4 separate regions of the Mus musculus genome follow, and regions 1, 2 and 3 are each linked to region 4. The links are chromatin loops, found by intact Hi-C in ENCODE. Cell type or tissue: left cerebral cortex. All regions are shown on one strand.

Region 1 (8,000 bases), 1.5 Mb after region 4:
GGCATGGTGTCCGCACACCTATATTACTAGAACTTAGGAGGCTGGAGCAGATGGATCACTTTGCAAGATCTTAACTAAAAAAAAAAGTTTTTTTAAACTTGTAAAAGCAAAGAAAGAAGAGGGATTGGGTGAGCACAGAAAATGTATGAGATTATAATTTCCAACAAGGTTGTTGGTTACAAGAAGCCTTGCAGGGATTGCAAGCTGGTACAACCACTCTGGAAATTAGTCTGGAAGTTACTCAGAAAATTGGGCATTGTACTACCTAAGGACCCAGCTCTACCACTCCTAGACATATACCCAGAAGATGCTCCAACATGTAATAAGGACACATGCTCCCCTATGTTCATAGCAGCCTTATTTATAATAGCCAGAAGCTGGGAACAACCCAGATGTCCCTCAACAGAGGAATGGATACAGAAAATGTGGTACATTTACACAATGGGATACTACTCAGCTACTAAAAACAATGACTTCATGAAATTTGCAGGCAAATGGATGGAACTTGAAAATATCTTGAGTGAGGTAACTCAGTTGCAAAAGAACACACATGGTATACACTCACTGTTAGCCCAATATTAGCCCAAAAGTTCAGAATACCCAAGATTCAATTCACAGACCATATGAAGCCCAAGAAGAAAAAAGGCCAAAGTGTGAATGCTTCAGTGCTTCTTAGAAGGGGGAACAAAATACTCACAGGAGCCAATATGGAGACAAAGTGTGGAGCAGAGACTAAAGGAAAGGCCATCCAGAGACTGCTCCACCTGGGGATCCATCCCATATAGAGTTGCCAAACCAGGACGCTATTGTGGATGCAGGGAAGTACTTGCTGACTGGAACCTGATATGGCTGTCTCCTGAGAGACAAATACAGAGGCGAAGGCTCACATCCAACCATTGGACTGAGCACTGGTTCCCTGGGGGAGGGAAGAGTTGGAGAAGGGACTGAAGGGGCTGAGGAGGTTTGCAGCCCCATGGGGAAGCAACAGTGTCAGACCCTCCAGAGCTCCCAGGGACTATACTCGGGTCTCATATGTGGTAGAGGATGGCCTTGTTGGACATAAGTGGGAGGAGCAGCCCTTGGGACCTGAGGGGGTTCGATGCCACAGTGTAGGGGAATGCCAGGGAGATAAGATGGGAGTGGGCAGGTAGGTAGGGGAGCACCCTCATAGAGCCAGGGAGAAGGGGAATGGGATAGGAGGTTCCTGGAGAGAAGACCTGGAAAGGGGATAACATTTAAAATGTAAATAAAGAAAATATCCAATAAAAAGAAGAGAAGGAGGAGGAGGAGGAGGAGGAGGAGAGAGAGAGAGAGAGAGAGAGAGAGAGAGAGAGAGAGAGAGAGAAGAAGAAGAAGAAGAAGAAGAAGAAGAAGAAGAAGAAGAAGAAGAAGAAGAAGAAGAAGAAGAAGAAGAAGAAGAAGAAGAAGAAGAAAGAGAGAGGGGAAAGGAGAGAGAGAGGGAGGGAGAGGGGGAGGGGAGAGGAGAGGAGAGGAGAGGAGAGGAGAGGAGAGGAGAGGAGAGGAGAGGAGAGGAGAGGAGAGGAGAGGAGAGGAGAGGAGAGGAGAGGAGAGGAGAGGAGAGGAGAGGAGAGGAGAGGAGAGGAGAGGAGAGGAGAGAGATTGAAGATTGGAATGAGATCTGGCTTAGGCAGATCCTGGCATCAGCCAGTGGAAGTGCTGTATGTCTCAGAAACCATGGGAGCCAGAGAAGGTGGATAATGGGAAAGTGGGAAGGGATGAGCTAGGACAGGTGACCAGTCCTGATAGCCAGCCCACTCGATGCCTACAAGCATGCCTTATACAACACAACACAAAAATGTCTCCAGATATGTCCAAGTGTCTCTTGAGAATAAAAATCTCCCCCACTGAGAAAAGAAGTTGACCACCCAATGTCATTTTGTTGCCTATGGTTTTATACCACATTAACTCAAAGACAGACAGCTGCCACAAACAAGCCTGGCCTGTACAAAATGTGCTACTGTCCATAAAATATCCTCAGGCCCTACAAGTTCCCACCCACCAAACCTACCCATCTCTGTCTTATCCCTAGTCAATAAAAGAGCTCTCAGGACTACAGGAGAGTAGATGTTCGGTAGACAGATTGAGCAGTAAATGCTTAAAACTTAGCACTGCCTCTCACCAAACATGGCTAATTTAGAAAATATTAGTGATTGCATCTAGCAAAGTGCCTTGGTAGAGAAAGACTGTCTGTGTGCTGGTTCCTTCCTAGCTTAACCTTCCCTCTGCTTCCTCCTGCCATAACAAACAGGGTGGCTTAAAGCCACAGGTATGAGCTTATCTGGCTGCTAGCTCTGTAGAAAGGACAGGGCTCCCATCCATGCCTCCTCCTCATGTGGCCTTTTCTATGCATGTTCCCTTCTGGAGCCTCACCTCTTACAAGGTTGCCAGTCACAGAATTTAGGACTCTCCCTTCCCCTACCAAGGGAGTCTTTTGGGCATGTTTTCTTCTCACAGAAGCTATGCCTGTTTCCCTTTTGGTAGCAAACCCTCCAGGCCCTGAGGCCAAAGAGTCCAAGGAATGCATTCCAGCATGACTTAGAACAAAAGAAAGACGTTGTTTCCCTGATGTTTCCTGTTCTGGAGAATCCCAGGGCATCTCTGAAGCTTGAGGGTGTGATGTGGGGCCATGTATAGGAAGGCAAAAGGTAGGTAGGTTCCTAGCCCCCAACTGCCGAAAGCACCAGCTCTGTCAAAGCCGACACCACAGTGCCCCCTGGCCGCCTGCCGAAACCCAGCGCCGCAACTCCCTTGTGCTCCCGCAGCTGAGCACAGCGGAGGTGGCTGTAAATGAATTTAGCATCAGCACAGTTATTTAAATTGTTTTAATTAATCACAGATTGAGCAGTAAATGAACCACTAAGTGGAGAGAGCGCGCAGGAGCACACGAGAGGTTAGGGGAGAAAGGCAGAGCCTAGGTGAGGGCTGGAGGCAGAAAGCACATCATGGGCAGCTGGACAGGATTGCAGGAGGGTGACTAAGCTCTCCAGGCTCCTTGCTGGGCTCCTGGCACCAACTGTAGGCAAGAGTCAACTCATGGAGGCACTGATGTCCCCCACCCAAATGGAGATGGGAGTGCAGAGGTTTAGGGCTGGTGAATACCTTCTCCCCTGGATGAAAGAATAGACCTTGGAGAATTGGTTATGAGGAAAATAGCGAGCATGGAGGGATGACTATCTCAAAATGAATTCTTGCTGGTGTGTTTACGCTCATCATCCACCGTTTCTTTTTCTTATATGACAGAGTCACATATATCCTTGTTTGATCGCAAACTCCCTGTGTAGCCTAGGAAGACCTTGAATTTCTGGCTCTCCTGTTTCTGCCTACAGAGTACAGAAATAACAGACATGTCAACCACATTTTTTTAGTGCTGCGCTGGAGACTGAACCCAGGGCTCCTGCATAGTCAGCACTCCCACCACCAACTGAACTACATTCAGAGCCCCATCAGTGTTTCATGTGTGGGCCCTGGGAGATGGCACTGCAGTGGATAGCCACACACCCAAGAGCATTTGGACAGTACAGACTGAACTAGATGGTTTGTTTTTTTTAATGAGGACACAAAATTGGGCAGGCAAGGAAGAGGGGTGGATATTGGGATATTGTAGAAGTGGGGGAAGAGGTGAATATGATCAAAATACATTGTATGGAATTCTCAAATAATTAATAAAAATACAATTAAAAACCAATTTGAAACACTGAGCAACCTCTAGCTAAGGTCAAGAGCTCATGGCAGCATCTTTGCCCTGCGGTGCCATCTGTGCCTGCATCCTATTTTCAGAACCTGCAAGGCCCCTGAAACCTCCCAGGTTCAAGATTCTGTCCTCTGTTGAAGATATTTCCACAACTCTCTAGATCTAGCTTTGTAATCTGTAAAACAGGTTTCTCACATTTTATTGAATTTCACACAGAAACTAGCAACCTGCAGCCCAAAGGCCTGTTTTTACACACAGCCTACAAGTTAAGAATATTCTTCCACATTTTTAAGTTGTCAAAAAAAATAAAAAGAAGAAGAATATTTCATGGCACATGAAAATTATGAAATAGAAATTCCACAAATAAAATTTGGTAGGAATGTTGCCAAACTCCTTTAAGCATCGCAATGGTTCTTTGAGGTTTGGAGCAGAATTAAATGGCTGAAACAGAGACTGGGCTGTCTGATCATGTGAAAGTTTTGATGACAAATCACATGTGAGGTACCTAAGGTTTTTATGTAACACCAAGAATGAAGACTAACTCGACCACAATGCACAAATGTTTATAGAGTATTTCGTTTTTAATTTATTAAAAGTTATTTTAGAAGCTGTGAACATGGCTCAGTGGGTAACAGTACTTGTCCTGCAAGCATGAAGGCATGCCTAGTTCAAATCCCCAGCACCCACATAAGAAGCCAGGTGTGGCTGTGTGTGACTACCAGGGGCAGGGACAGGCAGATCCCAGAAGGTCACTGACCAGCCAACCTAGACAAAGGGTGAACTTCTGGTTTAATGAGAGGCCCTCTGTAAGAAAATGTGGTAGGGAGTGGTGGAGGTAAACAGCCATATTTTCCTCTTGACATATGTACATAGGCTAGTATACCTGTTCAATTACATGCATGCACCACATAGACACCACAAACAACATACACATATTTTTAAGGCAGCTTGGCCTTTAATATCATACACCTTTAATATCAGCACCGGAGATTGAGAAGCAGGCAGATCTCTGTGAGTTCCACCTGGCCTACATGGTGAGTTTCAGGTCGGCTAAGGAAACATAATGAGATCAAGTCTCAGCCTTATTTTTCAGCTCTTTCCAGATAGTACAGACTTGCTTGCCTAAATCTACTGCCTGCTTGTTTTACTGCAGGAGACTTGGGAATGAGTGAGTCTGAGTCTGGTCAGGGCCTTATGGCATGTCCTCCATTTGGCACAAACACCTCACCAGATCTCACCACCACCCTCTAGCTGAGCACATATTACAGAAGAGAAAACTGAGACACCAAGAGTCAGATGCTGTGTTCAAGAGTACACAGAATGCAGGTGGCATGAGTAAGACTCACATTCAAGCAACTCTAGTCCCCTTTGCTGCCACCTCCAGCTGTGCTCCTTCATTGTGACTGTTTTTGATGATCTGTTGAGCTGTGGGGTTGAGGAAAGGGCCACTGCTAGGTCCCTGACTCTCTGAGTCTCTTCCTCAATCCTCCTCTTAGAATATATTGAGGCAGTGGAAAGCCAAATCTGGGGCCCGGGGACTTCAAAGGTACCTGAAATCTCCTTTTGGTCTTTAAAAGGCTTGTACAATGTGCAGGTGACTCTTGGGGACAGGGAAGCTGCAAGACTCTACACTTGTCTGCGGAGAGGATGAAGCTCTTTGCTGAAGTGGGTTGAGCTGAGGTTTTCTTGGCTTGAAGACAAAAATTATCCCAAGCAGGGTCTGCAGACCTATAGGCTGCAGGAAGATCCATGGTAATATAGGGAAGTCAAGATTATAAAACTTGTGATCCAAAGAGCCCTGGGACCATTTAAAGGTTGTTTTGTTTTATACATGATCTCACTGTGTAATCCAGGATGGACTCAAACTCCATTCCCCTGCCTTAGCCTCCAAAGTGATAAGATTGTAAGTGTGTCACACCACAATGTTAGTAGATGTTGATAATCCTGAATTCATGTCCTCACAGAAGCAGAGCAGGATCATACATGTGGAATGAGCTTAGCATTCCACTCAGAACCCACAGCACAACTGGAGAGAGGGGTACGACTCACAGGGCCACATTCTGCTGATTCTCTGTATCTGTCTTCTCCAACTCAGTTCCCTATACCCCTGAGAAGAGTAAGAAGTCTCTTGTTGGAACTCTAGGCAGGCAGATATACTCTTCCTTGATAGCTGCCCAGCCAAGTGCCAGCCATGCTGCATGGAAGAGGATGGTGAGAGCTGGAGATCCTTCATTTAGTCCATGATGCTGTAGAGAGCCTCACCCTGTCTGTGTGTTTTAGAGAAACTGAGATAGCCTCTCGAGCATCAACCTCTCAGAACACATCAGAACTAAGCACATGGCATAGGCATTTCACAATCAACCTGGGGAAGTGGAAACTGGGTTTTGAGAACAAGACAGATATTTATTTATCAAGACTAAGGCAAGACAAGAGTGGAGGTGTGGATTTGGCAAAGTGTCCCTGGGTGCCCTCCTCAGCACCTGCTCCAGATCCTAGCACACCCACAGCTGCTTCCCTTTATAAAGCTAGCATCTCAGATCCCTCCTATATTCCACAGTCTGCTCCTGGAACTAAAGGAGCTGCCATAAATGATAGACTGGACTGACATGATTGTGTGCTTCTGTGAGACAGACACACAAGGCAGGGCTCATGTGACAACAGAGGCTGAGGTGGGAGTGATGCACACACAAGCCTAGGAGAATCAAGGCTTGCAGGCAACATCAGAGCCTATGAGAAGGGACAGTAGTAACAGATGCTTCTTAGAGACGTGCTGTACTCTGAAGATCTGTGCCCCCAAACTCACTGAAATTTAGTTCCCTGTGCATCAGCAATGGGACACTTGCCAGTATGCTAGCACGACTCAAGAGAGGACTTTTGGGAGTGAATTCACTCTCTCTTGTGCTCCTCTACCAGGTGAGAACTGTGAACACTAAAGTCATGTTTTAGGTTTAATTACTGTACTTGAGAGCTATAAAACTAAAATGCCTCAGACCTGTAAGCCCCACTTGCAAAAACTAAGAGAATTCATTCCTGTGGTTTTAAGACACAATGCTTGGTGGCCATCTGGTTCAACAGCCCCTAGAAGTTAAGACCCAGCAAACAGAGTAGCATGCTGGTCACCCTGGGTACAGAGTAATGTATGGCCTCTGATTGACCGGTGGATGAAAGGGAGCCATGAAGTTTGGGCTGGAATTTGACCCATTGTGTACTAATATATGCACAGTGTCATAGGCATTCCATAGGGCTCACTCTTGGACTTGCCTACTTTCAGAGACACCAAGGTGTGGAAAGTATTTTTCCCTACTTGACACAGGGACACTGAAGCTCAGAGCAAGGGCAAAGCCAGGAGCTCTGCCTCAAAAGCCAGAAGTCTGTGTTCTGAGGACAGCTCCAGGGTGGCAGCACCTTGGACAGCGCCTCCATCGCTTCAACACACCCAGATTGGTCCCCCTCCACTCTACAAGATGGCCCACCCACATTCTTCATGTAAACTCTAACCCTGAGCAGTCAGTGGTCTGCAGAGACTTATTTGCACTCTCCTGAGTTCAGTACTTCCACAGCCCCTGACGTTAGCATGAACACCCCACACAATAGAGGAAACTGAGTCTCCAAGTTCCCTAGATCCCTGCATGCCCTCACCTGGGCCCTTAGAGGCAAAAGCACTCCAAGACTTCCACCCTGTGACTTCAGACTAGTACACTTGCCTGGTGCCTTTGGCTGCCCACCCAGGCTTACACCACAAAGAAGGATGTAAAAACACTCCATTGATAGTAGCGTCTGAGCAAAGCTGGAATGAGCGTCTAGAGTCGCCCTGCCTGGGCCATTCTTTTGCAGCTAGGGAAATCTGAGACTCAGAGAGGAAGAGTGGGAGGGAGGGAGAATTAAGCATTGTCACACAACCTGGAAAGCCTGGGTTCTCTTGCTCCACAGGCTCTGATGTTCTTCCTTCTAACCCACAGCTACCTTAAGGATGCCGGGGCTCAGTCAGAAGATTAAAGTAGCAGGAATTTAACACTGGGAATTATCAACTAGCTAGCAAGCAGAAGAGGATTAACAACTAAGAATAGAGAACAGAAATAGCTGATGGAAAACGAGGATTGCACCAATTGTGCTGAGGCAGAAAAGGGAAGGCACACATTTCAAAAACACTTCATCGAACCACCAAACAGGCCTCCCTGTTTAAGCCTCCCTGGAAAGAGGGTGCTCAGCATATCAAGCTGGTGATGTCCAGTCAGGATTTTACTTGCTGGTTGCTGTTGCCTCAACCAAGCAGCACAGACTAAATGAC
Region 2 (8,000 bases), 1.6 Mb after region 4:
ATGTATGCACACACCATGCACAAACATGCAACCATGTACTCACATGTATATAAATGCACACATGTGCACACACACATTCCAGGTGCTCATATGTGGAGCCTTGTGACAAAGTAATATGTCCCCTAACACACCTATCTAAAGAGGAAGGATTTTCCCTCTGTTGAGGGGGTTATCACAAACAGAAACAGTAGAAAGAATATGCTGAGAGGTCTCGACAAGCCTGCTGCCCTGACAGTTCACCACTGGCCTGCCTTGGCCATGTCTGCCTATGCCTGGAGGTTCCTGTAAAGCTTTGTCTGCTCCTCCAGGGCCTGCAGGGAATTGCTTTCTTATCAGCTTTCAGATGAAGCTGTCAGCCCCAGGGAGGTTAACTAACTCAGCTGTGAGAGGTCACTGGGGAAAATAGAGGGTGGTGGGGTCTGAGCTGCCGCTTCTGCTGATGGCTTAGTTTAAGGCTTAGTCAATCACACTGGCTCAATGGCCCTCCTCAGGGACTTGGGAAAATGATGTCCAGTGAGCACAGCACTCAGACAGACAAAGGGTGACAGCAGCTCAGGGGGTGGGGACACCCCCACCTTCAGCTCCCACTCTAAGCCACTTTGTTACCTTGCTTTGTTTAACAAAATGTCTCCTGTTGTGGTTTAAATCTAGAATATCCTTCACAAGCTCATATCTAAACACTTGATCCTCGGCTGTGACACTGTTTTAGAAGGCTGTGGGCACTTTGAGGGATGAGGCAGAAGTAATAAGGGCAGGCCTTTCAGTGTTATGAACAAGCCCCTGATTCCAGCCTTACTCTGATTCCTGGTCCGCCATGATATGAACAGCCTCTGCTACACACTCCTGCCCACAGGAGCTATCCTGCTGTGCAGTTCCTGCCATGACGGACTAAAATCTCTCTAAAGACATGAACCAAAACACCTTCCCTAAGCTGATCTGTTACATAGATGACCCATGCCCCGAGATGCCACCTGTACTTCCAGAAGGCAATGACATGGTATCCCCAAAGCAGTCTAGCTAGCAAGGTTATCTATCCATGCTGGCAAGCTCTGAGTTTGACCAAGAGACTATACTTCAAAGAATAAAATGGAAGGGAGGTTGAGGAAGACTCTTTATATCAGAGTCCAGCCTCTACACTCATGTGCGTGCATGCATGTGCATGTGTTTGTGTACATGTGTGCACACACACATACACACATTCACATGTACATACACAACACTCATGTGCTCACACACAAGCAAACACACACACCATGGGTGGTAGGGTTGCAAGGGGAGTCAGTGACACCAGGAGTGGGGGAAGTGGAAGGAGAATCCCTGATCACACTTTGTTTGAAAATGCCACAATGATGCCTAACACCTTGTATGCTAATGAAAGGGATGGGGAAGAAGGGTGAGCAAGAAGGAGTCAGGCTAGTTTGTGAGGCAGCCTCTGGAGTCCACACTAGGCTTCTTTCCTTATCTCGCCAACAGACCCAACTTCTTATGTCTTCGTCTACAGCAGAGTCTGCCCCTTCTAGGTCTCATAGGCATCAAAGGAGGGGTGGCTTGAGGAGCAAGTCCTTCGGCACCCATGTGTGTCTGCAACTCAGGATTCTCATACTTCCTTCCAGGGTCTCTTCTGGATTCCAGTCTGCCACTGGAAAAGAAGTCAGGAGGCCAGACAGGTAGAAAAGACAGGGCGGAACCACTCTAAGTTTCCCCCTGAACAACTGCTCCGGGAAGCAGGAGCAAGGTAGCTGGATGAAGGCTCTATAGAGACCCTGGGACCCACAGAACCTTCCCAGGAGCCCTCAGAACACCTGTCTCCATTCCCCAAAGCAAGGCCCCTAGAAAGGTCAGCTTCTCTGACCTCTGACCAACCCCCAGAGAACCCTGTCACTTTCAGCTTTGTGTGTCCCAGCAAACTGTGACCTACATAAGATCTGTGCCAAAAGAGAACATTGTCTTTCACCTAGGCTATTTATGAAAATATTATGATTTATAAAAATGTTGAGCTCTCTGGAAGATTCCTTTATGTTCCATTAATTTCCCAAAGGGCTATGTTTTAGAAATTAGATGGTTACACCATCCATGAGAAAAGAGGAGATTGGCTTTGGGGATAGATTTGAAAGAGGCCTTTACCTTATACTGGTGACCTTCAGACTATTCTGCCTACAGCATTCACTTTGATGACATGAAGGAGGCACATACTGGCTCCTTCTTAGAGCAGGAAGGGACAAAGAGTCTCCACCAGGCTGAACCCTAAGGCAGGCCACATCAGCAAACCCTTATCAGTCTGCCCGTGCCAGGGGTAGGAGAACGAAGCCCCCTTCAGTCCCCACCACCAGGATGAAGAGGAGAGGCAGGTGCTGATCTCACTTGCTGATCTCCTTCATCCCCTCAGCAGGTTAGCAAGGGCTTAAGGTAAGCTGCGCAGGCGCCAGGAGGCCCTTCATTAAGAATTACCAGATAATCCCGATCCTATCAAGGACTCATTCCCCAACTTGGAGAAAGAAGAAAAAAAAAAAAAGCCTCATGCACAGAAAGCTAGGAGGGCACACAGAAAATCATGGCCAGTGCTCCATTCCTTACTCCTAACAGCAGGAGCTTAGGGGCAAATTTGGAGCCGGTTTAGCACACATCCCTGCTTCCAACGCCAGAGATGGACAGTGGCTGGAAAAATGGAGCCCAGGGCTCCGAGTTCCACAGAAGGAAGAGGCTAAGAGCACTCACTGCACTGGCTACTGGTTGAATGCCCTCTGTAATGTCCGTGCCGAATATTAATTACCATTGTGACAACATTAAGAGGTGAGACCTCTAAGAGGTAATTTTAATGACATTATTTTGGTGTAATTCACTATTGCAGTTCGGGCTGGGTTCATGGGGGGGGGAGCAAAATCCAAGCTCTGCCCTGCTTCCCTGGCTCTCCTCGTGCCCCGCGTTCATTCACTCTTCTGTTCTGTCTCAATGTGACAAAACACAGAGACATCATTAGATGAGCACCATGCCTTCAGACTTCCCAGCCTCCAGAGCTGTGGGACAAACAAACTCTTTTCATTTATAAAATTCCTAGACTGTGGCATTCTGTTATAACAGAGAAAAGAATTAGATCCTATTAGGACTGGCAATGCACAGGCCAGGTCTTTTCTACCACTCTGCTGGCTCCCAGGTTGCAGTCCCAGCTTGAGGTTGATGGCAGATAGGGCGGGGCAGGACAGGACAGGTCAGGATAGGTCAGCTTTCTGCAATAAAGCTGGTGGAGCTCCTGCTAGACGCTCTATCTCCCCCTAGTGGCTAGATCAGAGATGTGCTCAGATTGATTGCCCAGAGTCAAAGACAGAAGCCAAGGATCATTCCAAAGGAAGGAAACAATTCCATCCATTCCCAGGGCTTGCAACCTAAAAAGCACTGCCTTCTCCTCTTCTAGTGTCTTGGTTCACTTTCCGCTCCCTAGAACAATAACAGAAGGTGCTTTCAACCCAATTATGGACTCAGCTGTGTCTCCGTTAAAATAAATACATAAATAAATAAATAAATAAATAAATAAATATAAATAAATAAATCACTTGTTGAAGACCCTAACATAGTATGTGGAAATTCCAACCCCCGTTTGGACATACAGTTATTACTGAGGCAATAGAGATTAAACAAGGTCCTTAGATGAACTCTAACCTAGTAGGAGTGGTGTCTTTACTACATATGAAGACACACAAAGGCACAGGCAAAGACCTGGTGAGTCATAGGGAAAAGATGGCCACCTGCAAGCCAAGAAAGGTGGGTCAAGAAAAACTCCCCCACACTTCAGTCACGGGCTTCCAGTCTTGAGAACAACGTGAGAATATATTCTTGCAATGAGCATGCTCCGACCTGAGACAGTCTTTAGAGCGGCCTGAGCTAACAAAACAGACTCCTCTCCTAGCCCTCCTTTCTCCTCCGCCTCTGTTCAGCTCCTTGTATCCCATCATCTCTGCTCCTTCTCTCTCCCTCGCTACAGATGGCTTTCTATTCATTCTATAAAAAAAAAAAAAAAAAAAAAAAAAAAGCTCAGCACTGACCTTGCTCTGAGAGACACAGGAATGAGGCAGGGCATTTGTCCATCCAAACAGTATTTGTTGAACCACTCTAGACTCTGTCCTCAGGCCGGGCCCTGACGAGGCGTGAAATAGACGTGGTCCTCTGGGCACACAGTCTGGTGACAAAGCATCCACTTAGAAGCTGCTTTTAGGACCAGTGAGTGGCTTAGCCAGTGAGGGTGCCAGCTGTTGAGTCTGACACTCAAAGTTGTTCTCTGAACTCCACACATGCAGTATGATGCTCATATGACCACACACAGGTATACACAAGTTGGTAGATTAAAATATATATATATATATATATATATATATATATATATATATATATATATATATTAAAATATTTTGAAAACTGCTTTTAGTAAAAAAAAACATTGACTTCTCACTTGGGCAAACAAAGTAACTAAAGGTGTAAGTCTAACGCCCTGTCTTCTTGTCTGCCTCCTTCACTTTTTTATGTGCCAGACACATAAGCCAGTATCCTTCACCTTCCCTCCTAAGTCACTGTGGGTTCTGAGCAAGATACCCTCTCCCCATCAGACAAACTTTGTAGTTATCCATGATGCTGAGGCTGGTCCCCGGAGCAGAAGCAGTCGCCTCGCAGGAGACAGACAGATGGAGCTCTCACACAGTAACAGTGAAGAGGGTTTCTCAGGACCACCTCACAGAGCCAGAACAGCAGTGATGATGAGTTAGATTCAAAGATGCGGACCTCTTGTTTGCCCTTTGCCCCAGCTCTTCCTGTATTCAAAACTAACGCTTTTATCAGAAACTTAAAAACAGATTTGGGGTCACTGGACCCCTTTCTCTGTCCCTCTTCCCAGCGTGGCCTCACTAGCTAATTCTTTCTCTGCTCTTCACTATAGCTGGTCTTTTTCACTGACATATTAGGAAATGATAGCTGAGCCTGGCCTATAAGGGGTGCCAAAGCCCAGATTTTTTTCCCTAGAACTTCCAGTCCCAGGGCAGGGGGAGGAGGAGACAGGTGCACACCAGCATGGCTTCCACTGAGTGTGGGATTCACCGAGTGTGCCCAGTTCCCACAAGAGAGGAAACAGAAAAGTCCCTGAGCCTGGAGGTGGAAGTTACGCTTCACTGTGCTTTGAAAGATGCTCAGGGGCTCTCACTCCCTCTCTCTCACTGGAAATAGCTATCACTAAGAGTGCTCAATGGACATATGTGACTTATCAGTAGAGGAATAGGGGCTGCTCATTTAGAGAGCCAGAGTGAGCATAAGAGCAGGTAACAGCTCAGAGGAGAGAAAGAAACTTGCCCCAGGGGCGTTAGACCTCCTGCGGTGACATCCATTCTGCTGTGAAAGTTAATTATGGCTCTGGGAAGCTTTATTCTCCATCCTGCTCAACAATTACAACAGACCCCTAAGTGTGAGAACACACAGCATCATATAAAATGGGATTTAATTTCTCCCAACTCCCAGGAATTAACCAGCTTCAGAGGAAATGCATGCTTTAATGTGGTCATTTGGCAAGCAGGTGTCTCTTTCCTAACTCCTGCAATCCCTCCCAGGCGGGAGATGAAGAGCTGAGGCTGGAGCACCAGCCATGAGTACATGCTCTCAGGGTTCCAGCAGTCAGGACTGCAGAGTTCTTCATTTGATCTCCCATTTACCCAACAGAACATATGGAGTGCCTACATCAAGGCTGGTACAGATCTCTTAGACCTTGGAGAGACAAGGTGAGCTATGAGGCAAGCATCCCCTCCAGTCGCCAGCTTTACTCTAGCCAGGGAGGTGTCCTGAGGCAACAGACTGCAAAACAGTGATGAGCACGAGTTAGAACTGACTGGGCAGGAAAAATCAAGAGGGTTTATTAAAATACATAGCCAGGACACACATTGGATGAGTTCCCAGGAAAGGGGGAGCCACACCACTGAGAGAGAGGAGAGGTTTTTTTGTTGTTGTTGTTTAAGATTCATTTATTTATTATATGTAAGTACACTGTAGCTGTCTTCAGACACTCCAGAAGAGGGCATCAGATTTTGTTATGGATGGTTGTGAGCCACCATGTGGTTGCTGGGATTTGAACTCGGGACCTTTGGAAGAGCAGTCGGCGCTCTTAACCACTGAGCCATCTCACCAGCCCCTGAGAGGAGAGGTTTTAAATCAGTTGTGGGAAGCCAATTGGGTCCATACATGTGCAGGTATGTACATATCTGTGCAGGGTCCATACCTGGATGCATACACAGACCAGGACTCTTACTAGCCTATCTCACTATGTTTAGTAAGATTCACAGCATAAGTTGTCTTTCCTGAGACTTAATGTTTGCACGGGGTGTCATGGGTCACTAGCAGTTAGGATCCAGGTAACTCAAGGGGCAGGCTTCTGGGGAACATGGTCTGAGTGTTAGCTCTGGCTGTTAGCTCTGGCTGTTAGCTCTGGCTGTGCATTTTTGTTTTACTCTTTTGCCTCTATAAGCAAGTGAGAGGTCAGATAATGTGAAGTTCTGTGCAGGGCATTTAATATACCGCACTGTGCTGCCATGGGGCTTGATTGTGCTGCCTGGGGCTCCAGGTTATGTGGCTCTGCTCTGAACAGCTCGCCCAGAAGGTAGCATTGATACTGAAGCCTGAATCAAAGAAAAGTCAACACAGAAATAGTAAACATAAAGGGCAGAGGCAGGAAGGACGAAGTGAGGGAGAAGGTATGGTTAGAGAGCAGGAAGGAAGGAATGAGGAAGAGGGTGGGGTTGGAGAGCAGGAAGGAAGAAGTGAGGAAGAGGGTGGGGTTGGAGAGGGTGGGGCACTGTGAAAGGAACAGGCACGGGGAAAGACTGAGAGATAAAGACGAGGAATTGGATTTTAAGGGCAGGGGAAAACATTACAGTTTTCATAGGTCTGAGTTTTTCTCCACCTGCTGTGTAGGAAGTGGCTTGTGATTCAGGAATGGCAGTGAGGGGAACAAGAGATGAGCCACCACCGTTTTGATGACCATGGTGTCAATGGCTGCCCACCTTTTTCCAAAAACATGCCCCTTTCTGACCTCTTGCTGCCGGGAATCCCCAGTCATGCCTCATATTGTGTGCCCAAGGCTCTGCAGTTTAGAAGGCTCCTTTGCACAAATGGCCCTTGATTTGAGCTTCTTAACAAATCTGAGACATATATCACACACACACACACACACACACACACACACGCGCGCGCGCGCGCGCGCGCGCTTCCTAGGATTCAGAGAGGTTGAATGTCTGCCTAAGGACACACAGCTAGTTAATGAAAAAGCTAAAAATGGAAGGATACCACTTCCTTGTCAGAGAGACAGCCAAAATACAGAACTTTGAGAGAAAACAGTGTCTAGACCCATGCTTCCAAATGTTTTCGGGGGGGGGGGGGAGGGAACGACAAAAAAGGTCAGAATCTTTACAATCCAGGGACCCTCAAAAAAATGTCTGGATCCAGGGGTGAGTACAGAATTTGCTACACAACCTTGGATGGGATCCAGGTAGACTGGGACCCTGGGCCACCTTGGCCCTCTGCCTTCTCAACTATAGGGTGAGTGGAATCAACCAGGCTGTGAGAACCCAGCAGAGATGGGGGAACCTTCCTCGAATCTTCTCCACAGGGGACATCCTTATCCTAACGTGCAGTCTCATTTTATATATTAGTGTGTGTATCCCCGACCCTCTGCAGGAAGTTGGGGTGTGGGGGAGTGTAGATGGTGAGATGACCAGGGATTGGGGGCCAGGGTCTACACTGGGACACGAAAGTTCAAAAGGCCTTAGTGCCTCCTCCCTGCCTGGGGGAATCCTAGGTTCCTAAGCTAGCACTGCCACCTAGTGGTCATTTTCTCCTCTCTCTAGAGTAGGGAAAGATGGCAGGTCTCTCCCACCATCACTGGCCTGGCAGGTTCCAGATGGGAATGAGCTTCTGCTTTTCCAAGAAGCCTCGAGGAAGCACTGGCAGAGAGAGCCTAACCCTAAGCGTCTCAAGGG
Region 3 (8,000 bases), 1.6 Mb after region 4:
TGTTAAGGAATCCGAACGAGATCGAAGTGTGATTCCTATGGTGCACAGACAGGATTGTAGCTCACAAGTTAGCAGTCTGATGATGAGAGTCATAAGGGAAGTTAGGGCATTTTTTTTTTTTGTCAACAAAAGTTAACAGTCTTGCTTGTGGGGTTGTTAGAAAACATCTGAGGAAGGAACAAAGCTATACTCAAGGTCATACTCACTCAGGCCTGAAGCCTGGTTTATTGCTGTTTTAACATTCTCACTGATAATATATACATAAAATGAACACATTCTGTGTCAGCCGTCTTCAAAGCAAGTTGTTTGTGCTAGAATTCTTGATTCTCAACTGGCAAGAGTTTTCCATCAGATTCAGGGTGGAGGATGGAGTAGGAGGCTCCTTTCCATCTTGTGGTCTTTACATTTACTGTGTCTTTCTATCCTGCTTTATTCTACCTGTGAATGGACAGAGAACAAAAGTTCAGAGAGTGGACAGGAGAGTCAGGATAGTGGGATCAGATAAAGACAAGGCTGTTTATAGAAGAAAATTCTAGAAAGTATCGAACACTAGGGCTGTAACAAGAAATGTTTGCTGGGCAAAGTGACAAGAATCCTAGCAGGAGCAAGGTGAGGGAGGCCAGAGTAAGGGGTAGGACCATAATGGGGAATCCCTTTTATGCCAAACTCAGCCTTCTGATAGTTAACCCATGCTCCTGATAACTTCTCTACTCTCTTGATGGTCATCTCACCTATTGATTACCAGCTCATGAGGTAATATAAGCCACTTCTAAAAGGTATATGCTTGGGGAAGAGAAAGCCATGATTTTTTTAAACATGGTTGGAACCTAAGTTAATTTTAAAGATTCAAGAGGAAAAATGTGAGGGAGGATACTAAAGAAAAAGTCAGACATAAGCTGGGATAATTGGAGTATCAGAAAGCAAAAAGTTGAGTGTGCCCCCCCAACCAAGTAGGTATGTTGTAAACCCAAACCCCTACACAAAGTGTAAGAAGAAGTGACTAAGTCATAAGGGCTCTGCCTTCCTGAATAGGACAGCTTTATCTGGGTTGTGGGCCAGAAATCAAAAGAATGGGATTACCATCATGAGTATGGGCTAGCCATTGAGAAAGAGGACTAGCTATTAAGAAAGTGGGCAACTATCAGAAAAAAATAGGCTAGTCATCACAAGCATATTCTTGTAATTAAGAGAGTGGGTAGGCTATAGTGAGGATGAGCTGACCACTGTGAGAATGCAATTCCTGTCATGAGAATGCATGGACTAGTTAGTCATCACAAGTCTGAGTTAGTTATAAAATGTGTCCCCACTATTCTCTTGTTCCCTCCCACTATATTACCCTTCTGGTCATCATGATTGTTTTTAATAGCTGTGACCCCTTGGCTCTGAGCCTCCTAGGCTTCAGAGCTGTACCAAATAAATGACTTCATCAATTACACAGTTCCATCATAGCAACAGGAAAGAGGAGCCAGGATTCTTATGCCTCCTTCCTTTGCACCCTAGGAGCTCTGTTGCCTTCAACATGCCTGATGCCCATAACTGAAGAGTCTCGGGTTTTTAAAGGGACATATTCTGAGCACAGGGTGCTTCTGAACTCTCAGCCTTCCCACAGGAAAGTTCAACTAGGAAAAATGTAACCAACAGGCCTGAAAGAACTCCACAAAAGACCCTTCATGTGGCTCTCCAGATAGAAGATTCTCTCAAGGAGCCTTGAGGTCACTCTTTGCCACTGAAACACCTTCATCCACAGAAGTCTTAAGGCTCCTCAGCTCTAGCTCAAAACTCAGGTACATCTCAAGATTCATACATACTCACTTGGAAATTCAACTGTCAGTCAGCCTCTGTGGCCCTAAAAACTGTGTGTCCCCTCTATGGCATGGCATTGACTTTGCTCTCAACCTAACACATTTACATTAAATGCAATCCCTGACATGCATTTGTTCCATAAAGGACTGGCAGTAATGTACCAAGATATATGTAAGACACTAAGATCAAAGATCTATAGAACCAAGCAAGTAGGTAATAAAAATGACCGGTGATGTAGCTCAGGGGCAGGATGATTACCTAGCATAGTCAAGGTCCTGGGTTGAATCCCTAGCACCACAAGATAACAAATTTAACAAAGAGAAATTAAAGAAATAGAGTCTATGTCTAACTTTTAAAGATAGGCTCAAGTCTCAGCCAATGGCCATGAAGAGAGTCACACACTGGAATCTGAGCTTCCCACTGACTAAAGGAAAGAAATACATCTAGCTCATGAGGGCCAGACCATCAACGCCCAGGATTCCATTTGCAAGATCCCCTTCAAAATGATTTAATGAACGCTTGGAAGACAGCTCAGTGGGTAAAAGGCTTGCTTCATAAACGTGAGGACCTGAGTGCCATCCCCAGAGCCCATGTGAAATAGTGTTGTGTGCTTATAATCCCAGCACCTGGAAAGTAAAGACAAGTGGATCCCTGGGATGGATGTACTGGCAGCCAGTCGAACCAATCTGGAAAGTTCCAAGCCAGTAAAAGAGCCCATCTCAAAAGCAGAATGAATTGTGCCCAAGTAACGACACCTGAGATTATCCTCTGGCTTCCACATGTGTGCATACACATGTGCACCTACTCCCAAATGTACACAAAAAAGTTGAAGTCATAACAGCAAAAAGAGGATTTTTTTCCTCCTATTCCTGACATTCTAATCTATCAGAGGTACAAGTAGGTCTGTTTGTCACAGGGCCAATTGGAACCACCAATTTCTCTCTTCCAAAATGTTCTAAGACATGAGACACAAAGTATAGAGGCCATTGCAAGAACATTTAGTGTAACTGAGAACAGTGGTCCCTGGTGTGGTAAGAGGTTGGAGTCTGGTGGAGCCAGAACACCTTATTGAGGCTTAAAGATAGTAACCAGTTGCTCATGGCTACAAGGCTAGTCAGTGACAAAGTGAGATCTCTGTAGGCCTAGAGCAGAAATCAGCCAAGCTAAAGAGCCAGACTGAGGATTCCATTGCAGTCAGCCTCTCCAGCCTGGGAGCCCAGATCCAGGCACCAAAATGCTATGGGAGGAGAAAGAACATCATGCTGTCCTACAATCATGGAAATGGAATTTGTGCCCTCATACACAATGCACACAACCTTCTAGGCTACACAGGAGCCTGTGGGAGGCTGTCAAAAGCAGGGGTGGATACCGCTGTGCAGTGACTGGGAATCCTTCCTTCTGTCCGCCTGGCAGATCTGGTGTTGTTCCCAAGCCTATTATAGGCTAGTAGATAAGAGAGAGAAAAATCACTCCGGATGATTCCCACAGGCCACACTCTCCAGCTCCCACAGAGCCCATGAAGGCCTGGCTTCTGCCAGTGTCCCACTCACCCCTGCCTTCTGGGCAGACGGGGAGCTCCTTGAAAGCCAAGTTCCTGAGCAGGTATTGGCAGAGTGTGAAGGGGCTATAAAACCATCAGAGCCAGAGTGTCCTGCCTGTAACAGGGCGGGTTGGTGTAATTTCACAGTGATAAGGGTGGCCTGCAGCTGTGGGAAAGATAGGTGGTCCCATAAAACCCGGTCACCAGCAGGGCATGGGGTGAAAAGGTAGAAGGAGGAGGCAGATCACCCTCACCTAAAGAAGTCCCGTGACTAGAGTCCAGACCTGATTGGTGAGTCCGGGCACAGACACCCAGGGTAACAGGACCTGCTCCTGTTCCAACCCTGGGGCTCCAACCAGACCTAGAGAAGGCCACTGGTTATTGGTACTCTGGTCAGCCCACTTCCATCAAAGCTGAAGTAGGCAGTAAGCTGGAAACTGACTTGACCACTAAGAAGCCATCTGTATCTATGATTCTGCATCCCAACTCATTCTCAGAACCCAGGATCCCTCTTCCTTCGCCATCTAGCACAGGTCTCTTTAGCCTGTGCCAGCCCTGGCTGGATATGCCCTTTGTTCAGACAATTTGAGCATGCCACTCACAGGCAGCTCTGGAAACAAGTCCCTCAAAGAAAGGCCTGTCTGTGCTGAAACACAGGGTACCAGCTAAGGGACAGTCTTCATTCAGTGAGCCCTGGGGAATGGCACTTAACTCCAATCATCTGGAGGTGGCTGGTACCCCTGGGCCTAGGGAGGAACCAGCTGGAAATAAGCCATTTGCCAAACTTCCTACAAGGTATACAGAGAAAACATTTAGTTGACTGCTAAGAGTGAAGAGATACAGCCCAAACTCAGCCATCATGAAAGAGAGAACTCCTTGTCCTGTTACAGAGCCTGCACACAACTTGGATGTTGGTACCACAGAACTAAGGCCCCAGGATATGAGCAGATAGACTAAGGTCTTGACTAGTACCTGCTGAGCTGACAGTTCTTTGTGTTTCAGAATGTGTTCTTGGCTGTTACTGCCACCTCCTGGTTGTCAGTTTCCATCTCTGCAGAATCAGGGGTGATTAAGCTGCCCTCTAAATCTGTGGTTCTCATAAACAAATGTGTAGTCTGCAAGGAGTAGCAGACGGGCTAAGTCAGGTTCTCTGTTCCTCCTACCCAGCAGACAGTGGCATGGGGTTCCTGAAAGAGCACAGGCCAAACAGGGCAGCAGTGTACCCTTGTCCAAGTTCTGCACTGTACAGAAGTGCTCATCTAAGGATAGGCTGAAGTCTTCCTGAAGCAGTGATACACCTTACTCATGTGTAAATGACAACTCTGAGCTCACACTCAAAACCTAGCTCTTATTCCATGACTTCAAGCAATGGGGAGAGCCGCCCTTCAAGATCTTCATATCAGAAATGGGATCACCGGCCTAGTGCCTCCCTATCTCCCGCCCTTCTGACAGTCTGTTGATGTTTAAATGGACCAATCATGTAAAACCTCGCCAATTCCTCCCCCAGCCCCACCCCTTTTCTATAAAAGTCCCTAGCTTCCAAGCCTCGGGGTCGAAACCACTGTCTCCTTCGTGAGATACGTTTCGAACTGGAGCTCCGCCATTATGACTCCACCATGTGGTCGACACCTCTGTCTCCTGCGGGAGATATGTGTCGGCCCGGAGCTCCGTCATTAAACTACCTTATGCTTTAAAAAAAAAAAAAAAAGAAAGAAAGAAATAGGATCACCACTGCTGCCCAGCAGCAAGGATGCTCAGTGGATTGAGAATGTCTATCTTCAGGACAGAGCAGAGACACTAACTCACAGCAGGTTCCCAGCAAGAGTTTTCTCCCACTTCCCCCAGCCCAGATTTCTCCTACCCAGGATTCACTGTTGAGCATGGCTGCCTGCTCTTTGAGACCATCCGTGGATGGAACTTCCCTTCACCATGCACAACTCCTAATGGAATTGTCCCAGTATTCCATTCTAACCCTAAAATACTCACTCTGGTCAGTACTTTTGACCTCTGCTAGTCCAGAGCACTGAGGGTCAGATAAAAATTGAGGTGAACATGTCACAGAATAGCTACATGTGTGGTTTTCTACATTTTTGAAAGTGAACTCAGGTGTTTTCAGCAGATGCCTGTCTGCTGGTCTACATCACCTCTCTCTTGGTTCTGCCACTCCCTACTTGAGAAACAGAGTAACTAAAGAATAGATAGGGTCCCATTTACTTACCATCAGCGACCCATTAAGGATTCTTTACATGCTATCTGATGGCATGTACTGTATTTGCTTACACTCTCTGAGAATGCTCTGAGCTGAGCTTTTGATTGGTTGACTGGTTAACTGGTTCATTGCAACAAGGTCTCATTCTATGGCTTACCATGAAGTCCAAGCAGCCTTGAAACTTGTGGCAATCCTTCTGTCTCAGCCTCCCAAGTATGAATACAGGTGGAGCCACCACACCTAGCTCAGTTAATTTTTTTTATTAGTCATGCTTGGATTGCTTTCAAATCTTTACTAGTACAAGCTCTTTGCCCCTGAGAATTTAGAAGACAAGAGTCATTCTAGAAAGGGGGTTGGGTGGTGGAGGGCTGGAGAGATAGCTCAGCAGTTAAAAGCACTGAATGCTCTTCCAAAGGTCCTGAATTCAAATCCCAGCAACCACATGGTGCCTCACAGCCATCCGCAATGAGATCTGATGCCCTCTTCTGCAGTGTGTGAAAACAGCTACAGTGTATTTACATATAATAAGTAAATAAATCTTAAAAAAAGGAAAAGATAAAAAAGAAAAGTGTGGGGGCTGGTGAGATGGCTCAGCCGGTAAGAGCACTAACTACTCTTCAGGAGGTCCTGAGTTCAAATCCCAGCAACCACATGGTGGCTCACAACCATCCGTAGTAACATATGATGCTCTCTTCTGGTGTCTAAAGACAGCTACAATGTACTTACATATAATAAATAAATTCTTAAAAAAACAAACAAACCACAGATAGCAAGGATCAGAGATGACCCAATAGTTGAAAGTGCTTGTGGCAGCCGGGTGGAGCAGAGGCAGGCGGATTTCTGAGTTCAAGGCCAGCCTGGTCTACAGAGTGAGTTCCAGGACAGCCAGGGCTACACAGAGAAACCTTGTCTCCAAAAAACAAAACAAAACAAAACAAAAAAAAAAGAAAAGTGTGGGGTTGCTTTGACTGCAAATTGAGTGACTCTCCATTGTCTAGGAAACTAGTGCATGCTTTTAACTGGCTGTTTCCAGTGTGTGGTAGGACAGGGAGCTGACAGACACTGGCCACCCTGCTGAGGAGCTTAGATTCTCCTGGCAGTGATGGGGAACTATAGCGGAGGCAAATAAGAAAGTCAGAAATAAATGTAATTGCATCTAAAAACTGGCAGCCTGGGCACTAGCCTGGGATTTTGAGCTGAGAAAAACAATCAGGTTGTCCGTTTTATCCCCCAGTACAGGGGAATGCCAGGGCCAAGAAGCGGGAGTGGGTGGGTTGGAGAGCAGGGCTGGGGGACGGTACAGGGAGCTTTGGGGATAGCATTTGAAATGTAAATGAAGAAAATATCTAAGAAAAAAAGAAAAAAACCAAAGGCTGGGGCGATGGCTCCATACTTATGTTCTTGGCTTGCCTTAAGAGTAAGAAAACCTGTGTTTGAACCCCAAGACCCATGTACAGAAACCAGGAGTGCATATAATTTTAGCCCTGCAGAAGCACTGATAGGATTCTTGGAGCTAGTTGAATTGATGAGCTCCAAATTCACTAAAAGGCCTGCCTCAAAACTAGGGTGGAAGTTGGATGAAAAAGACTCCCATTGTTGACCTATGGTGTGCACACAAGTCAAAAATAAATGTAATCACATCTAAAAACTGGTATTCCATCACACAAACACACACACACACACACACACACACACACACACACACGCAAGACCTAGAGAAGGAAAATTAGTGGTGGTGTTATAAGAGGGCACCCAATGGTGACCAAAGCTGGTTATAGCCCCAGGCTAAGATCACAGTAGTACCTGGGATACAAGAAAACTTTTGGCAACTAGCCCGAAGAAGCTCAAAAATCTTCAAACACAAAGCTGTTTTGTTTTGCCCTTCTGACAGCAAGTGTCCACTTCCCTATAATCAACCTGGCAGCAAGGGACGACGTCACCCAGTCTGACTGGAAACAGGTCCGGCACCTCCCCCTCCCTTCTCTCAAGGTTTGGCAGGCTGTCTTGATTTTTCTTTTTTTTTTTTTTTCCATACACTAGCCAGTCAGGATCCTCGTGGGTCTATATAGCCAGGAACACAACTTCCAGTCCTTACTCAGTGGGCCTCTTTTGGAGGGAGTTTCACTCCTGGCATCAAGATCCTTTGGAGACAGACTCACCTGAGACCCACAGCTCCGCTGCTGGTGGGGGACCTCCTTCCTGCTTCGGGTACAGACCTCTGAGACATTCTGCTTCTGTCACTCACATCATCAGCCTGCGCCTGAACAGCAGACTTGCTCTTCAGAAGGCTGCTTTCAGCACCCCAACACTTACCAGAACAGCAACACTCATCAGCCACCTCTTGCTTGGTACCTCACTGCTCCCAAGAGTGCTAAACCTCTGCGTTCCACTGGGCTGTCAGTATTCTGTTTACCCATTCAATAAACATTCCAGTGTGAAGACTGTCCA
Region 4 (8,000 bases):
CTCCCCCTCACGGGTATCCATGCCATCCAACCACTTTATCCTAAAGAGCTTTTGGAAAATGTGGATGCATACACCCAACCCGGCCTCTTTTCAACCTATTGGAAAGTTCTCTGGGCATCCCATCATAAAAGGCAGGTGAACGTCGAAGAAAAGCAGGAAGGGTCCCAGGGTGGCGGGAAAACAATACCTCCAGGTGTTACTAAGAACCTGCCCCCTACACACACACACCAACTCGCTCTTGCCTATCAATATCTTGTACACCTAAGAGCATGTCAGGCCCTGAGACAGATCCTGGGGACACTAGAGATTGGGGTCTTCCACCTCCTGCTTTTCCGGGACTCAAAGCCAAGTCAGAAACGGTGTGCCCATCCTTTTTACTAGCATCCTAAGCACACCGGGTACCAGCCACAGGTTTGGATAAGTTGTCCAGCATTGCTCACTAAAGCGTTCCCACGATGGTTCTCTCGCACATCAGGGCTCTTACCTTGGCCTTGACTACATCCAGGCAGAGGTACACTCCGAAAGAGCTGAACCGCGTGGTGCCACTGACGCCTACTAAGTGCAGTGGGTCCTGGTGGAGATCCCAGCTGGAGCTGTTCTAACCCGACCGACCGACGGTGCCAAGCACAGACTTCGGGACAGCCTTGGGCTCCAAATATCAATAGGAAAGGTCCGCCTTGCCGGGACTGAGCACTCTCCCTTCTTTCTCCTCCTCCGAGGCGGCTGCCGAGAGCTGCTCTACGCCAGAAGGACTCTTCCAAGCCCTGGGCGCCTCGCATGGGCAAGGGCCTGGGGGCCGCCCTGGGTTGGATCCGGGAAACCAGCGCCAGGAAGAAACGGGGAGCCGCAGCTCTGCCGGCTTCACCTTCCGCGCCCCTGACCGCTTAACCCCTTCAGGGCAGGGCCTGCCCGCAACCGGCCCGGCCAGGCAAGTACACCGGCAGCCCCAGCCACGGAGAAGAGGCGAGGCAGGAGGCAGGAGGCTGGAGGCAGCTCAGCCGGACCGAGAGACCAGCGTGGCGAACGAGCACTGGGACCGACCGTAGCTGCTTGCGGTGACCCTCCCCCCCACCCCCCGGGCCTGCGCCGCCCGCCCGCGGCTCCGCGAGAAGCGGGCGCTGAAGAGGGCCTCGCCCGGGCCTGGGGCGCGGGACCGGGGGCGCGGGGCCGGGATAGATGCTCCTTGGAAGGTCACGGCCGCCGGGGCGCCGCGAGCGGGACGCAGCCCGATGGGTGCGGGGAGCCCGGGCGGGCAGCCCCCGCCGCCACCTTGGAGACGCGCCGGCTTCCCGGAGCGCTCAGGTTTGGAGCCGCTCGTCCGCTGCAGACGCTGTGGGCAGCCTGGAGCCGCGAACGGACAGGCGCGCGATCCCCGCTTCCCGCGCGGGGCCGGGAGAGAATCGCTGTGCGGGGACCGGCGTGGGAGCGCGCTGGCGGGCGCTGGTGTTGGAGCTCCAGGCTAGTCCAGCCGCCGCCGCGTGCTTAGAGCGTCGGGCTCGTTCGGCAGCTGCAGTGACTGTGTGTCTGTGTCATGTCTGTGCAGCTGGGGGGCGAGGGGGAAGGACCGCGATCCTGGGCTGGGTTCCGAGCGGGGGCGGGACCGGAGCCCGCCTCGGGGCCACGCCTCCTCCCCGTGATCGCATGGACAGCCAATGGGTAGCGCCAGGAATGTGCGTCTCTAGTGCCCGCCCTGCCTAGGCTACGCCTACGACCAAGCGCCTCCCTCCGCTCCTTGGTTCATTGGAACGCAGGCGGATGAAACACCCGGAGCCCGGAGCCCGGGCCGGGTCTCGGGAAAAGGGTGCTAGCTGGAGCTCCCCGCCCTTCTTTCCCGGACTCCGGCTACCCCAGATTTGGATGAAAGAGAGTGAAGAGAGGCGGGTTGAGTTCGCAATTGTTGCTTCCGGTTTGCGAGCAGGGTGGGTCACCGTGCCACTCCTTTTACAAAATAACGGTTTGGGGGGAAGTAGGAAGTTTACCCTGCTTTTCCTTCGGTTGGGAACGCGGCTCTCCCCTAGGTTGACCGGTCATGGGGCAGCCAGAGCTGTGAAGAGGCCCGATTTGAGCGGTTTGACATCATCTTGCTTGGATTCTGGATCCAAGAATCCTGTGCAAGACTCTGGTCCCCCTCACCAGAGGAAACTACATTTTTGTGTCCATATATACACGCATAGATGCACCTCCTTTCTAATTTTACTCTTGCTCAGAGCCCCGCTTTCAACGTCCACTAAAGGGACATCTAAGCCTCCGGATGTTGATGAGGAAGGTGAGGATGCGGAGAGTCCGCCCGGACTGCGGAAGGAGCGGAAAGATTTGGTTATAGTAAAGGGGATGGGATGTCCCTTGGGAGAATACCCTCCCTTGAGGCTGAAGCAGAGCCTGGGTGAGAAAGAGGACCAGAGCGGACGGTCTACTCCCACTGGAAGACGGAGCTCCGAAACTGCGATCCAGCTTCCGGGTTTTTTCCTCAACTAGGTCCCTTGGCTTCTGGGGGCCCCTTCCCCCAGAGTCCCCACCTCCCCCAATCCGTAGGAGCCACTGAATCTCTGTCTTCCCCTGCGCTTATCTCCTCCGGCAGCCCACCCACTGTCTTTTAATGGCTGGGGAGGATGGAGAGAGGTGGGATGCCTTAGAAAGGGCTTCCTATCTCGGGACTCTGAGCTGACTATCTTACCCGAGGTGGAGCATCACTCTAATCTCGCATTCGAAGATCCAGCTCCTCTCTGATCCCATCCCTCATCCCCAGCTCTGGCCTTGATACCTACACCCTTGGACCGTCCTTTGACCTGCTCGACACTCTCGGCTTCCCTGCGTTCTCTAGAAGCCAGGACCCCTTTTACCACCAGCAGGGGCTCTCCCTCAGTTCCCAGCGCTGTTTACCTAATCAGTAGGAGCCTAAGTCTTGGAGGATGCGAACCGAAGGTAGCGGTTGCTTCGGAATAGTTAACTGCGATGCTGGGGTCCTGATGTCTTATCTCTACCAGAATAAGTCTTACCACGAACGTTGCAGGGATAGCAAATCGTATCTGGGTTTGATGCCATTATTGTGTCGGAAAAGAACATTATATGGTAAAATAGTATCTAATATCCTAAAAGCCATTAAAGTGTCAAAGTTTAATGCCAAGCCTTTTAGCTCGAAGGCAGCTCAGTTCTTCCTCTAACATACAGCTTTGTTCTAGAACTCCCAGAAAACAAAGAGATCGTTTTATTTTATTTTATTTTATTTTATTGCAGAACGGCAGTCCTTTCTACTTTCTTCCTCCTCCCCCACACCAGCCCCCACCTTGGAACTGGGTAAAATTGAAGCAGTAATGTGTGCTTTCTTTTTATTTATCGCTTCGCTTCAGTTCATCAATGGTGTAAAAATGCATTATTACAATACATTAACATGTTAATAAGGGAAAGGAGAGTCTTGGAATTCACAAGCAAAAGAGGAAATAATTGAATTAACATCAGAAACTCAAATATGATGAATGTGGGAAAGAAATGTCTCCATTAAAATGGCCCAAAAGTGGTACTTTGTCTACATCTTGAAAAATATGAGCGGGGTAAAGCGGAAGCAATGTTCACTGGGGTCAGTGAGGTGCCATAGTTACTACCAGATTTCCTGATGTTGCATAGCATGTGTCAACAAGCTCATTGAATGTGAAAAAGCTTCTCTCAATCAACCCAAGGTTACAGTTGTACACCACTGATGTAAGGAATGGGCTAAGTGGGGAGTTGGTTAAACTGTTATAACCCCCATACGCCACTGGTAATTCTCCCTCATTTTAAATTTTTCCTCTCGAGAACTGTTAAGCTCTTAAATTTCACAGTCTAAGCAAATGTAAGTCTGTGGTTTGAGTGTGTGTGTGTGTGTGTGTGTGTGTATCCTGAAGTTGGAGGTGATTGCCTAGGAATTATGCCTCCTTGACACAAACCAAGATACAAATGTCATAAAAAGATTTTGGCTATAAGATAGTATAAGGAATGCAGAATAAAATACAGAAGGAGATATATCTGTTATTGCTAAAGAGTCAGCACAGATTTCGCTGAGAACTGAGAAACAGGAAAGTATTGTACCCTATAAACCAACTGCTATTTATCCTTACACCAACATTGCACCTGCCAGTGAAAAAGCTGTACTCGCCCTCCCTCCCACACATCCATCCTCCCTCCTTTCTCATCTATCCTCTCTTTGTTAGGGTCATACAGAATTAATCTTAAGAAACTGGAGGTCCTAAAATGGCCACTAGGGGGCCCTAAAGGCATCTCAAAGTGGAAGGCAAAAAAAGCTCCCACCTCCCTGATTTCTGACCTCTTTTTCTGAGTACCTATTTCAACTTGGATCTAAAGACAAGTCAAGAGTGAATATGATATAGAGATTTTAACTTAGGAGACAAGAATTTTGTTTCTAGCTTTTCAGACTTCTGACTCCCTCACTCCTCCCCCAAAGGAATTTTGCATCCATTGACTCAAAGTCAACCAAAAAGTCACTTCCTTTCCAAGCTAGGTTCACTCTTCTAATATTTGGAGACTGTTTTCTGAATATTTGAACATTCCTCAAGAGGTGGGTAGTTAGGGAACTGAAACTTTGCAGAGAGGATTTAATAACTTTTATACCAATGGATCTACCAACAGAAGCCAAGGCAGCTATAGGTTAACAAGCAGAAGCCTGGTTGTTTGTGTGTGTGTGTGTGTGTGTGTGTCAGTCAAATGTCCATGCTCTGTGTCTTCCTCAGTGTTTTCCAATCTTATTTTTTGAGAGTCTCTCACTGAACCTGGAGTTCACTGATTTAGCTAAACTAGACAGAAAGCCAGAGTGCCTCCTGATCTCCTTCCTTGATCTTGTGATGACAGAAACACACTACCATGCCAATGTTTTATGACAGTTCCTCATGTTTGCAAGCACTTTACCACATTAAGCCAACTCTCCATCACCATCATGGAGGCCGAGTTCCAGTGAGTAAGTAGCATTAATGTGGTGTTGATTCTAGAGAAAGGAAAAAATACAACTCATAATCGAATGCGGAGGGAATGATTCAGGTTGGAGCCTGCAGCAGGAGACACTGACCAGTCAACAAGGGATGATTCCAATATCTTAATAGTGTTACATTTGTCAATAACTAAATGTCACGTTAAATCTGAGTAGGGTGCAATGTCTAGCACTCTAATGTTTAAGGTTTCAGAGTCTTTAGCAATCTCATACTCTCTACCCTCCATTTTACAACTAAGTAAGGTAAAGATGTCCTTTATGAGAGCTGAGAATGCCCCCAGGAGCTCAGGCTAAAGAAGGTGAATTGTTCTCCAATATCTGTAAATAATATTCAACCTAGACTTATTTCAAGTGAAAATATCATCATCAAGCATGAAATATTCCTCTGTCATTCTGGCCAATAACCAAAATGCATTCCTGGACAAAACAAAATGTACACATCAGGGAGACACAGGAAAGAAGGTGCTTGGTGAAAAATTAAAGACTGTTATAAAAGCCAGCAAATTAACACTAATGAAAGTGTGATTTGAACATAATTTAAGTGAAAACAAAGCAAGTCCAGAAGCGAGACATAAAAGAGAGAATGAGGACATAGTCTTTCTTTGTGGGATGAAAAAATATTTTATTTACTCATCATCATGTTCATTAAGCAGGCTGGTTATAGGTAATCCAAAAATAGCATTATTAACTTCTGGAAGCCTTGCTACCCCGGACCTCAGAGCCTGGTAATTAGAATGGATTTGGCTCTAGGATGCCACTGTCTGTAGGAATGAGAGTGTATTCACTTACTGGTTGTGAGAAACTGTCAGCGTCAAACCTTGTCAAGACATAGCTCCCTGGACACCTTATGATAAAAGAGAACAGGAAAGGAAGCCCTCTGTAGACAGAAGAAGAATGCATTGGTGCTAAAGAGGCCAAGATGAACACTTAAGCAAGCTTCTTTCCTCAGGTCCTGGCAAAGCAGGACTTCAAGCTAGTGTAGCAGAAGACCCCCAAAACAAAAAAATGTAAAACAAAAACATAAGGGAAAAAAAAACCTGTGTTCTGGAAATACTAGGTAGGAATGTACAGCTTTCGATATACGTATATATGGAATGCATAACTTATAAGTGAGTTAAAAGGGCAGAGATGACTGGGTGGGCTCCCACTTCTTGCTCCCTATTCCATCCCCACCCCTGCCCCACCACTGCCACCCTCTTCTATTTGCTTTAAAAACTTTCATGATAAGATTACCTGGGGATCTTGTTACAAGGCAGAAGCTGATTCAATAGATGTGGGCTGGAGACTGGAGTTCTACTTACCAAGCAGATCTGTCCATGAGTGGGATATAGACAGCATCCACTAACATCATCTGTCCTTTTCCTATTTTGCTCAGTCAGTGTGCCTCAAAAAAATAAAACGCAGAGGCAAGGATTGGGAAATAGGAAACTAATTTGGGAGGTGACTACAAAAAGCAGAATGGATGGTTTCAGTGTACCCCAGCAGTCATGTGTTGACTCCCTGCGTGATAGAATGTACAGATGGGACCTTAGGAGCCAAGTAAATTGTGAGTTGTCCTCATGGATGGAATTAAAATTGTATAGGAATGTATGAGTTCACTCTCCTGTCATGTTGAGGACAGTATTTCCACACTATGCTTGCCCTTCCACCTCCACCGTGTAAGAAGACACAGCTTCTCCCTCTGTGATGTAAAGAAGACCCTCCTCAGAGAACAAACCTAATACTTCCTTAAACTTGGTTTAGAGACCTCCAGAAATGTAAGAAATACATTTATATTGTTTATAAAGTACTCCTTCTCAGATACTTGGCTATAACAGCACAACTGAACCTAGGTATCGGGTAAGGGTGTGAGAAAATGAAATAGAGAAGGGGAAAGACTAATCAGCTACACAAGACTTGGTGGCTACTGTGCTGGACATGCAGACGAGGAACCCAAGCTTAGAAGTATCCCACTAGTCAGAAAAGCTAGAGCACTAATTTTTCCATCAAATCCCTTCATGGGTTAATGGTTGCTCCTAGCAATTGACTGACTCCTGGGGTTTCCTCTAGAATCACATCAGCAGAGTTGCAGGTGCTTAAGATGGGAATGCCTCATGGTGCATGAAAACTGTCCAACCAAGGGTAGAAGTGATTACCAAGATGGATCTCAAGGAGTGACAAAGACAATGATAACATTTGCCCAAAGAAGTGCTGTGGATATAGCTTAGTGGATGGGGGGGGGGGGTCAGTCTGTGTGAGAGGGGCACACAAACATGTCATCCCAGACAATCTGGGCTAGAAGTTGGAAGAATAGGACTTGAGCTCATACTAGGCCTCAGCCAACTCCAGGTCCACCTAGGATACATTAACTCTGCCTCAAAATGACAAAAACATTTGCTTAAAAATAAATCTCGGGTTTAGTTTGAAGGTCCACCAACACCAGTTTAAGGCTGAGGAGGTAACATAGGCTGTTCAGTCAAGGTGAGGCTCAGGACTCTTGTCTGTGACAGTGGACTGCTCAAAATGTTGTATCGCCATCAAAATACTTCTCAAATCCATTCCTTTTGTTTGTTCAAAGCATCATCTTAGCTCAGACCTTCATTTCTCACCTGGAATACACTAAAACTTACTATTCCATCCACAGTCTCCTTATCTACCCTTTTCTTTTATTTTTCTTATTTTATTTACTTACTTATTTGGATGGAATTTTGCTATGTAGCCTCAGGAATCCACAAGCCCCAATCTTCCTGCTTTATTTTCCAAGCACTGGAATTACAAGTATACACTACTGTACTCATCAGCCTTCTCTCATTTTTAAGTTCTAGCCATATTGCTTCTATCAAGTGATTCTCTTTCTAATAAACTTCTGCTTATATATTTGCTATAGTTTCTTTTAAATTATATTAGCAATTCTAGTATAAATTCAGAAGTATTTTAATTGGGGTTGAGTCAAAAGGGACACCAAGGAACAAAGCAAGTATATAAATGTTTCTCATGGAGTAGTAATGTGTTGGGCATGTCCACTCTGTTCTTGCATAGGTTCATT

What was found. A loop is a pair of places that touch in the nucleus more often than their neighbours do. Peaks named below come from ENCODE experiments on the same cell type or tissue, not always from the same donor. Only the 100,000 strongest peaks of a DNase experiment are listed, where the experiment ranks them.
Region 1: a loop joins it to region 4, with 8 times the contacts of the local background. A loop is called at or near these places in 7 of 42 quality-filtered maps.
Region 2: it touches region 4 in a loop (5-fold over the local background); 8 of 42 quality-filtered maps call a loop at or near these places.
Region 3: it touches region 4 in a loop (6-fold over the local background); 8 of 42 quality-filtered maps call a loop at or near these places.

What each region holds. Positions count from the first base shown.
Region 1 is chr8:74,844,898-74,852,897 of GRCm38, forward strand. No RefSeq gene overlaps it. Among named protein-coding and RNA genes, the nearest start is that of Isx, 24 kb to the right of the region's middle. In left cerebral cortex, a CTCF peak has its summit at 2,777; DNase peaks (open chromatin) are centred at 2,725, 4,015, 4,945, 6,284 and 1 more place; H3K27ac peaks cover 1,928 bases.
Region 2 is chr8:74,927,677-74,935,676 of GRCm38, forward strand. No RefSeq gene overlaps it. Among named protein-coding and RNA genes, the nearest start is that of Isx, 59 kb to the left of the region's middle. In left cerebral cortex, CTCF peaks have their summits at 3,278 (motif pointing left) and 7,841 (motif pointing left); DNase peaks (open chromatin) are centred at 3,257 and 7,840.
Region 3 is chr8:74,917,734-74,925,733 of GRCm38, forward strand. No RefSeq gene overlaps it. Among named protein-coding and RNA genes, the nearest start is that of Isx, 49 kb to the left of the region's middle. In left cerebral cortex, a CTCF peak has its summit at 4,378 (motif pointing left); DNase peaks (open chromatin) are centred at 3,143 and 4,381; H3K27ac peaks cover 1,375 bases.
Region 4 is chr8:73,351,982-73,359,981 of GRCm38, forward strand. Large1 (LARGE xylosyl- and glucuronyltransferase 1) reads right to left here and starts at 1,559. Exons shown (of 15, transcript NM_010687.2): 1 at 485-1,559. In left cerebral cortex, a CTCF peak has its summit at 4,238 (motif pointing right); DNase peaks (open chromatin) are centred at 37, 629, 917, 1,679 and 4 more places; H3K4me3 peaks cover 4,112 bases; H3K27ac peaks cover 4,053 bases.